Linked DNA regions of Homo sapiens: region 1 is linked to region 2. Evidence: chromatin loops called from intact Hi-C (ENCODE). Cell type or tissue: lower leg skin. All regions are shown on one strand.

Region 1 (5,000 bases), 270 kb before region 2:
TCCTCCGTCTGCCACCTGCTTCTGCCCTTCACAATGACCCAAATCTTTGAAGGAGTCCACATCACCCCTGCCTAAAGATTGCAGCACCTCTTAGGAAACAAGCTCTCTGACTAGAATGGAATTATAGGAAATGCAAGTTTCCATGCCAATGATTTTGTTCCTTTTGACTCCTTTATGACACCTTGAAACATCTGTGTGGTCCTCATTAGCCCAGAGCTTCCCATACTTAGAGCCACACTCTCCTAACATAGTCTTGCTATGGCCTCTATATCCAACTTTCACCTTATACCTACCTGCCTGCCCAGCACCCAGCATCCTCCATGTGCCCTTTTTATTCACTTCCATAGATCTCTTCTTACTTTAAACTCATTCACATTATTGTTGGCACCCTGGCCATTTTAGTCCTCTCCTTCTCATCTCTGCCTTCAACTCTAGGACTCTGATTAAATAAATCCTCTAAATTGCCTCCTCCTCTTCCAACTTATCAGTCCCTGCTCACCTGATCATTCACAGTATGGTTCATTATCTTTATCCATCCCTATCTCTACCCATTTCCCCCAAAAGCTTTTGCTTCCTCCTTCTTGTTTGGCAATAGCATATAAATGAGAAGGCCTGTGACATGGACAATGGGACATTCACTACCATCCCTTTTCTCTAGCTTTCCTCTATGCCTTTTTTGCTGTTCACTCTCTTCCCAGGTACCAGGTTGCTGAGGAAGATGAAAAGGGGGTGGCTACATGTGCTTATGTGCTTGTCCCCCTGGCCCTTCCTTATGACACCCACCTGGCTTCAAGCAGATAACAGGCCAGAGGATAAAGAGATACAGAAGTCCATTGGAGTGGTGACCAAAAACGAACAAACCAGAGTGAAGAAAGAGGACTGGCCAGAAAACCACAGTAGTAGGCCAGGCATGGTGGCTCACACCTGTAATCCCAGCACTTTGGGAGGCCAAGGCAGGTGGATCACCTGAGGTCAGGGGTTTGAGACCAGCCTGGCCAACACTGTGAAACCCCATCTCTACTAGAAACACACAAAAAAGAAAAAAAAAAAAGCTGGGTGGGGTGCCCGCACCTGTCAGGGAGACAGAGGCTGCAGTGAGCTGAGAACACACCACTGCACTCCAGCCTGGGCGACAGAGCGAGGACTCCATCTCAATCTCAAAAAAAAAAAAAAAAGAAAAGAAAAGAAAAGAAAGAAAGAAAAAGAAAAGAAAAGAAAACCACAGTGCTGAGATTCCCTTATCAGTATCTCTCAATAAAGGCAGCCCTTTCTCTCACTTCATGTACAATTGGTCCTCAGTAGTGACACTATCAACCTTTTTAACTGAGACCCCCCCATAAATATATTTCATAGTGTCACCCAAGAAAAATTGCAGCAAACAATGCTTAGACGTCTTATATTTTTGCTATCCTGCAAAGCCCTCATAATTTCTATTCTATTATTCTTTCATTTCTTTAGAAGAAAATTCTGATGGCAACCCAATATAATATCTTTGAAAACCACTAATGGGTCAGGACCCTCAGTTTGAAAAACACTGGCCTATTTGCAGCTTATTGATGAGGAGTCCTCTCTCTGTCCTTACCCTTCTCGAAATCCCAATTTAATTTGAGTCTGTCAAAACAATCCTCTTGTCCAAGCTTCCAGAGCCAAGAAATTGTGGTAGACTCAATCCCTCTGGAAGTCCCTCTAGTACCCGATGAAAGACTTCTCACACTCGCAGCAGCCGCCCTCTACTGTACCAGGGACGTCTCTAGCAGAAACTTGGGCATTGTATCTGCTAGAACGGGTGACACATGTCCTGGAAATCCTAGTTTATCTAAACACAGGTTGAGATAGAAATAAGAAAAAATGGGAGTGAGAAAGATTAAGTGTGGGAAGAAGAAATGAGGAGAAAAGCGTTGAAGTTGAGCTCTGCTAGGATCCAGGTGCCGGCTCGGCGCTGTGTCTAGTTAAACTCGGCGCGACAGGGTTCAGCTAAGCCGAGAAGAGGGCAGCGAGCGGCCCGCAGTCAGCATCTTGTAGAGAAGAAGGAGCGCTCCCAGCCGCGGGAAGATAAGCGTACAGGCGGCCCCAAGGCCCCTACAGGCGCAGCCCTGATCTGGCCACTTGACTAGACGCTCGCTCCAGCGCTCGCAGGCCTAGGGCTCATTACATGCGTTGCGAGGAGACCTGAAAGCAGGGCGGGAACGCACAATCTATCTTCAGAGCTTTGGGTCGTGAGCACACGTGTGGAGCATGGTTGTGGCATGGGCGTCTGGGCCCCTCTCCTAGACCTCCACGAGGTGCGGACGCGCCTCTGCCCCGCCCTTTTGTGCGCCCTCACCACTAGAAAAAGAGTTTTCCCCAGTGTCGCGTGGGAGGTCGCCCCAGTCCAGCTCAGCGTTCCAAGAGACCAGAGACTGACCGGAAATCGTTGGGTGCAGGGAGAAGCAGGAGACGCGCTCCGCCTCCTGTGCTCGTGCCCTAGCGCAACAGACGCGACCTAGAGGCGACGGCAGCCTGTTGCAGCCTTCGCCCTGAGGGTGGGGGGCGGGGGGGTGTAGAACAGCTGAGGAAGACGCAGGGAGCAGCTGGGGAGGAAAGGGAGGGACACCGAGGAAACAAAGTTCACCCAAGTGAATGCGTCCTAATTGCTCCAAGGCTCTCTCCGCAAAGTCTACGACTGCAAGCCGCAAAGTCAAACTACGTCTCCAAAACGCAGTGGGCAGAGCAGGAGGGCTTGTGTCTCCATTTTCGCCGCAGGGCGGATCGCGGACACAAGTCCTCTCCAGTAATTCCGAAGCCTCGAAATAAGACTATGCTGGGAGGAGGGGTTGGGGGGTGACTAATAAGAAGGCGTGGGGGTGGGGGTGGGGAGTACGCGGCAAGAACCCTGCTTTCTGGAATTCTCCCGCCACTGTCTGCAGGGCCCAGAGCGCACTTCGCGGCTAGGGAACAAAATTGCCGCTCTCTTCGAGCGCCCCCAGCGTGGGGTGGGGCCCTGCTTTCCCGCGTCAGGACCGCCCCACCAGGCGCCCTCCGACGGAAGCTGGACTTTTCCTAAGGAAAGGCAAAGTCAAAGTCGGAGGAAAGATCTTTCTTGCGGCCCCAGCTGTCGCTCCTAATGGTCTCGGGGAACATACTAAAGGAAAATGACTTTAAATCACAGTCTTGCCATCCTAAATAGTTATGTGCAATATTTTGGTTTCTAGCAAAATTTAAAAGTAAAATGGGGATTTCCATATGTTCATTTTATTATTAAAAACGAATTACTAAAAAGTGATGACCTGTTTGGAATTCATATCTTGCTTTACGAGCAGTCAGCCAGTATCGACTGAACACAATAAATGCAGGGGTGCGAAACGTGATTGCTCGGGTTCGAGTTCTGTCGGATGCACCGATCTAAGCAGAACCTTTCCCGAAGACTTGGAATTGGGTGCGCTTTTTTTTTTAAGTTGTGGCTGAGCCCTATGGGGAAGAAGGGTTAACTGGGCGTCGGCTGAGACCCCAAACCCTCTTCCTCCTCCATGAGACTCCAAAATTGAGTCAGTCCCAGCCCATAGTTGCCTGGGAAGCTTGGAATCCTGAGAAATTCCGGGGTGCGGCCACTATGCAAGCATTCCTATTCTGACAGCGGGGACAAATGGAGAGGGGACCTTACAACCTCCTTTGGAGAAGAATATATGAGAAACTCACTTCCAGACCTCTATTCAATAGTGAAAATAATACTGAGAAAAAGTTTTAAAATCTCCAAGAATAGATACTCTCCTTTCCCCTTCCACCTTGAGGGAAACGGTCTCCATTTTTGACCTGGATTTGAGAGCATCGGGGCTTGAGACAAGCGCGTCTTCCACAGAGAGAGGCGAGGCCCAGGCAGGGAGCCCCCCAGCCTTTACTCTCGGCACCTCGGCGCTGCCGCGCGGCGGATACAAAAGGAAACGGACGAGCGTGCGACGCGAGGCGGGGAACTGGTGGCTCGAAGACGCGCAACACGCGCGATGCCTAGAAGTGCTCTGGTGTCACTCCCCTGTATAGGACCTGGCGAGATGGAATTGTATCCTGTACTGGAAAACTCTGTGATCAAAATATTGCAATGAAATTAAACTTTTCCCTCACAGATCTGTTTGTATCTTGGAAACATTTCTGCAATGCCGACGCCTAGGTTTAAAATACAATTAGATAATTTGATATTCTCGGTGACGCACTGACACCGAGAAAGCCAAGAGATTCTCCAAACAAAGTGAAATTGAACCTTCAAATGACATTCTTAAGTTTGCAAGAATATCTATATCTCCTTGTTGTGCTCCTTGCATGCGGAGAACCAGTGGCCCGTAAGACTTATGACCGGTGTTTTTTAGGGGAGGAGCCACCTAAACTATCTAGGAATGGAGTCCAGTGCCAGAAAGAAATACACAAGGTCGTTGGGTGCCGCTGTCACTGCAGGGCGCCATCGGCTCCCTGGGCCTTACATATCTCTCTTGTGAGAATCAGTACCCCAAATACTCTCTCTCTCTCTCACACACACACACACACACACATCCACCCATCCACAGCGGAAGGCCAGCAGGGCACCGAAAGAAATTGTGGCGGTCGCCTGGACCGCAGAAGGCAGACCTCAGGAAGGAGCAGGCGACAGCGCTGCTCACTGCTCACTCGAGCTTTGAATTAAGGCCATCTTTCCATAAACTCAAAATGGGGCTAGATAGCAAAGACTTAAAATTAGACCTTCCCTCAGAGCTGAGAACTGTATGGTCATGTCTTCGGAACAATGATCATATATTTTCCATTGCTGGAACGATACACAATAACTGAAATGCTTAAGAGGACGCGGGAATACGAGGGCGGTATGAAGCCCTCATTACAAAGTTTAATCTCTTTCTGAAGAAGGTAATGCAACGTCTGGCTTTTGGCAATGCAGCGTGTCTGCTGTTTTTCCTCACTTTACTCCTAGAAACATTAGGACAAGAAAAGTCCTCAGCTGCATCTGGAAAGATGCAGGGGCAATGCATGCGACGCTCTTC
Region 2 (5,000 bases):
GGCTGTGCAAAACATAGCATATGTTTTATTATTGAAACTCCTGTAAACCAATAAAAACAATACACATTATATTCGACGTCATGCTTTTAAGAGATTAGCATTCGATTTGCAAAATCTCAATAGGTTCCTTTTGCACATGAAAATATTTTTCTAATTTTGTGTTTCTTTTACTAAAACTTCTGAGATGCTCACTTTATTTCACCCATTTATGTTAGAAATATAATAATAGCATTAAGAGGCTGTTATTGCTGTTGGGCATATCAAAAATGTCATAGCAATCTTTGTTCACTGATCTGTTCAGAGCTTTTTAAAAGATGTTAATTATGGCTTCTCTTTTCTAGCATGACAAGTACTTTTTATTAATGTAAGCACTATAAAAATAATAAAGCCCCTACTTTATCCTTACCTTCGTCTTCCCCCACCCCCATTATTATTGTTGTTGTTGTTTTTTAATCGTAAAACAATTCTAGGCAGCAAGAGTAGTATGTTGCTTGAGCTAAGGCTGGGCTGTTAGCTAAATTAAGCCATTGTGACTCAAAATCCTCCTTTAATAAGGTTCATGCTGTCTACAACTTCATCATTTTCGCTGAATGATAATTACTTTATTCAATCATGTTCAAGGTTTTAGTGAAAGCTAGCATTGATTGATTAACTTCAATTACCATGCTTACATTTGCATAGATAAAAACTGCTTTTCAATTTGTGAGTGGCACGCCAGTGGAAACCCTGCGCTGATATTTGCATTTCAATGTGAACAGTGAAGAATAAAGGTGGAAGAGAGGTCTGATCAGTGCTAAGCCCTTTCTGCTTCAGTGCTTAAGCATTTTTCCATAAACACTCTTGTTATGATGTTAGTTTGTTCAGACCACTCTGAGGTAACTGATGGAGGCTCCTGTTTACAAGCTTTCGTGGCAACTGAACAGTATGGATTAGGGGGAAAGGACTCACACAGTAGCTTGCAGGCTGGCCACCAAGTTAAAGAAGAATGAAATCTCTTCCTGTAGCCTGTCACAGCAACTCCCAAATGCCAGCAGTGCTTCGAAGAACAACCTCTCTGCAACTGATTGGCCCAAACCCGGTCTGACCTTACAAGAGCTAGTGCTTTCTTCCTTGAGCAGTCTGCTGGTCTAGGACCAAGTGTTGAGATTTCATCAGTCGGACTTTCTGTTCAAACCCAAGGAAGGGTCCAAAGTAAAGTGAATAAGTCCTTTTCATTCATACCATGTAGGCCCCATAACAAATATTTACTTATGCTATATTCAGCGGTCATTATCACTACATAGTTTGAGTAACCTGATTTTTGGCATGTGGGTAAGACAAGGCTTGTCCTGTTTTCTTTACCCCTTGGTGGTTCAGAAATGCAGAGATTTGGTCCTTTTCTGCATATCAGTGATTTATCAGGGCCATATTATTCTTTAACTAACCCTGGGAAGTTCAATCTTTATAAAATCACAAAAGCACCTAACCAGAGAGATAGTTCTCAAATCAATGCAAGCCTCTTATTTTCTTCTTCAAGATAGGCAACTAAGTGGAACATCTTGTCAATATAAAACTCAATAACTTGGGGGGAGTTAATATTTTGAATCTAAACAGGTTTGACACGTAGTGGCATTCAGTAAGTCTTTTTGGCTTGCGATAGCTTTGAAAATGAAAACTCCTACCACCCCCAGGATGTTTCTAGTTGAGCACCAGAGAGATTTCCACCGCCCACCACCGCCCCCCACCAAAAAAAAAGTCTTTCAGTTGTTAGGACAAGTAAGTAATGCCATTAAAAATATGTCATCAGATCCAACGTGACTTTACACGGACATCCAGGCTTCCATTAAGTAAACTTGAAGATGCATAGGAAATTACCTATACCTTTTAAAAATCCATATACTAATGCATGTATTGTTTCTATGATAAATATTAAAATCATTTGAAGGGCAAATTGCATGTGATTTTACATAAGTTTTTTTCTTTATCAAATCAAAAATCCTCTAGGGGCTTCACATAATTTTTAAATGTTTAAAGATAGAATGAAATGTCATCTTTTTCTGAAATCTTACATATGTTCTGATCTGTAGCTCTATAATTATTCTTTAATTAAATTAGGATATCCATTATAATGCTGCACCAGTCTCCTACCCCCAAGTTTGAAGTACTGAGAAATGCTGCTGTGTGCTGTATACTTAAAGATTGGTCCTGTCCATTTGATAGGTCCCTGGTCCCACCCCAAAGTTTAGTACTACACAGATTGGCAGCTGTGCCTCCCCGAGTACAGAACCCAGAAGCATTGTCATTAGTGTTGAATACCTTATAATATCCAGAGGAAGCCAGGTTCCTGGGATGGTAACTTTTGCCAAATGTGTGAATATTGCCCATTAGCCCTGGTAATATGCAACAGATGAATGAATAAGCCAATGTTGAAAGGATGAGTCTAATTGGTGATTTCTTTATATATATATCAATTAATAAAGTTTTAAAATAAAAATTTCTTAAGAAAGAAGTTCCTTAGAATGTAAAGGAAACCAAAACCAAGCAGAGATCAACAAAGCAATGTTTTGATTGACACTTGTGACAAGTAAGGGGTTTTGTGTTTCAACAGAAGTTGCTTTGTCCCATTTCCTGGAAAATGAGGGTAAAGATGGTGACATAGGAATAAAACTAGTAGACTTTACTAAGGAAAAAGAAGTTATGTAAAGAAGACAAACTGGAGAAAAATCTAAGATGTTTAAATATAATGGTAAAGAGTCTCCATCAGTTTAGACAGTTTGGCTCGAAGTATTATCCACCGAAATGTATAGAACTTTCTTTGTAGTCAGTTTTATAACTGGCATGTGAAAGAATGCTATTTTGAAAAGTTAATTTTAGTTGGGTTGGATAATTAAGTGCAGAAAAATGAAGCAGCCTTGGAAGTCAGTGAATTATGTTGTCAAATCAGCACATAACACATACAGGCATAATAGAAGGAAAAAAATACTGTAAGAATTTAAATGGGTAAAATGAATCAATAATAACAATTTTTAAAAAGTGTAAAACTCCATGTTAGTACATGAGAGTAAGCAAACTACAGATATGCTTGTCAAATGTCTGTGAGCTAAACAAATATCAATTTTGTGTTGTAAAAATGGATTTGAGGAAACAGTGCTTAAAACAATGAGTAAATACTATAGGATCGACTATATTATTTTCATTCTGAAGACAATATTTAGAAAGTTGCCCTGTGAGGAACTAACTCTGCCATTTTCTTTAAATTGGTGATCCTTTAGCATTTAAAATTTGAAAAGCATATAATTCTAAATTAAGTGTACCTCAACATTCTCAAAAGGGAGACCTCTTTCTGTCGGATTCGGCTTTGTGATCTCCTTCACATCTTCATCCCCAGTCCATTCTCAGTGCCTGTGAGACTCAAAATCTTATCCCACAAAACACGGTGTGGCATGAAGCCAGCCAGGTAGTCTCATGGGTGACTCCATGACACACTCCATAACTATCTGAAATTGTTCAGTGTTGAGCTTCAGAGGCATGAGTTCCAAGGTGTTTGTCTGAATTTTGATAGCTCTTTCTAGAAATTTGAGATAGAGATTCACTACTACAACCTTTCTCATTGTGTTTTTGCCTTCAATTACTCAGGTACATATTTTCTTCCTTCTTCATCAGTTATTTCTCCCCTGCTTTTATTTTCTTCCATTAGTACCCATTTCTCTTCAGAAAATTATTCCCTTTATCTGGCTAATCTTAGGTAGGAATGAGCTATGCTAGTACAGAGCAATTTTCTTTCCATAGTGCCACAAGTTTAAAAAAAAAAAAAGTCCATCAAAGCCAGATATTTCCAGTCCTCTTCCAAACACTTTACATTTTACATGATTATTTAAAGATAGAGATACTGCATTTAGAGACAAGTATTTTAAAGATCCTAGAGAAACTTCTTGGAATTGAAACAAATTAAAGCTTTAAATAATATCTGGGTGATACTTTGACAACGGATGTAATACCTGTAAACTGTAAATATATGGTGAATTAAATGTAATATATATTACACCTGTAAATATATGAGTGAATTAAGGAGTCATTGTAGATTAAAATCATCCCAGAAATGCCTGAATTCAAAGTCTGGTTATGTGGAAATGGAATAAACATTCTTTACATCTACATTTACTGACAACTAACAAAAGAAGCAAAGAACAGAGAAGTGAAAAACACTTTAGATGAAGCTTCAGAAAGGCATGTTGAAATTGTTCTGATTCTCTCTGGTCACCCAAATAAAAATGTGATCACTTAAAGTGAATTAAGTACAAATACAAATAGTCATCTGTTTCAGTCAGGACTTCGGGGAAACAGTTCGTTGCTGCCTCTGCCTCTCATCCCTCAACCTCCTGCCTTGATTTTTTTTCCTTACTGAAATGTTCATTATTTTGCCAATTTATTTCTACTTTTTATTTTAAATTTTTGGCAAATTATAATCCTATATAATTATGGGGTACACTGTGATGTTATACAGTGTGGGATGATTGACTCAAGCTAATTAACTATCCATCACCTTAAATACTTATCATTTATTCCTTCTGTCTAACTGCAACTCTATACCCTTTGACCAACATCTCCATGTTCTCCCTACCCACCAGCCCATGGAAACCACCATTCTACTCTGTTTCTATCAGTTCGACTGTTATAGATTCTACATGTGAGCTTTCAGATGAATTAAGGTCAGATGGATATCTAAAGCAATTGCTCAGAGATAGAGAAATAGGGTCAAAACTGACAAGATAGTGGAGTCTTACTTCCATTAAATTTATGAACATGAAAGTATTAAATGGAAAAACTTGGGGCTAGGAAGTCTGATTTCTGTTTCTTATCTTGTATCTCTCTCTTGTGCCCTCCACTCCAGCAGCTTCACTCTCCATAAAATTATGAGGATGCTGAAAAGTTAAAATTGGAGTTATCTGATTGTTCTTTGATAACTCTGTTTTGTCATCTAGTAGAAAAATCCCTGGTTTCCTCATCTGTAGCATAGAAAG

What was found. A loop is a pair of places that touch in the nucleus more often than their neighbours do. Peaks named below come from ENCODE experiments on the same cell type or tissue, not always from the same donor. Only the 100,000 strongest peaks of a DNase experiment are listed, where the experiment ranks them.
Region 1: it touches region 2 in a loop (2.6-fold over the local background); 60 of 110 quality-filtered maps call a loop at or near these places.

The regions. Positions count from the first base shown.
Region 1 is chr2:156,317,811-156,322,810 of GRCh38, forward strand. No RefSeq gene overlaps it. Among named protein-coding and RNA genes, the nearest start is that of NR4A2, 12 kb to the right of the region's middle. In lower leg skin, no CTCF peak of the experiment used is centred here; a DNase peak (open chromatin) is centred at 2,118; H3K4me3 peaks cover 254 bases.
Region 2 is chr2:156,592,441-156,597,440 of GRCh38, forward strand. No RefSeq gene overlaps it. Among named protein-coding and RNA genes, the nearest start is that of LINC01958, 72 kb to the right of the region's middle. In lower leg skin, no CTCF peak of the experiment used is centred here; no DNase peak of the experiment used is centred here.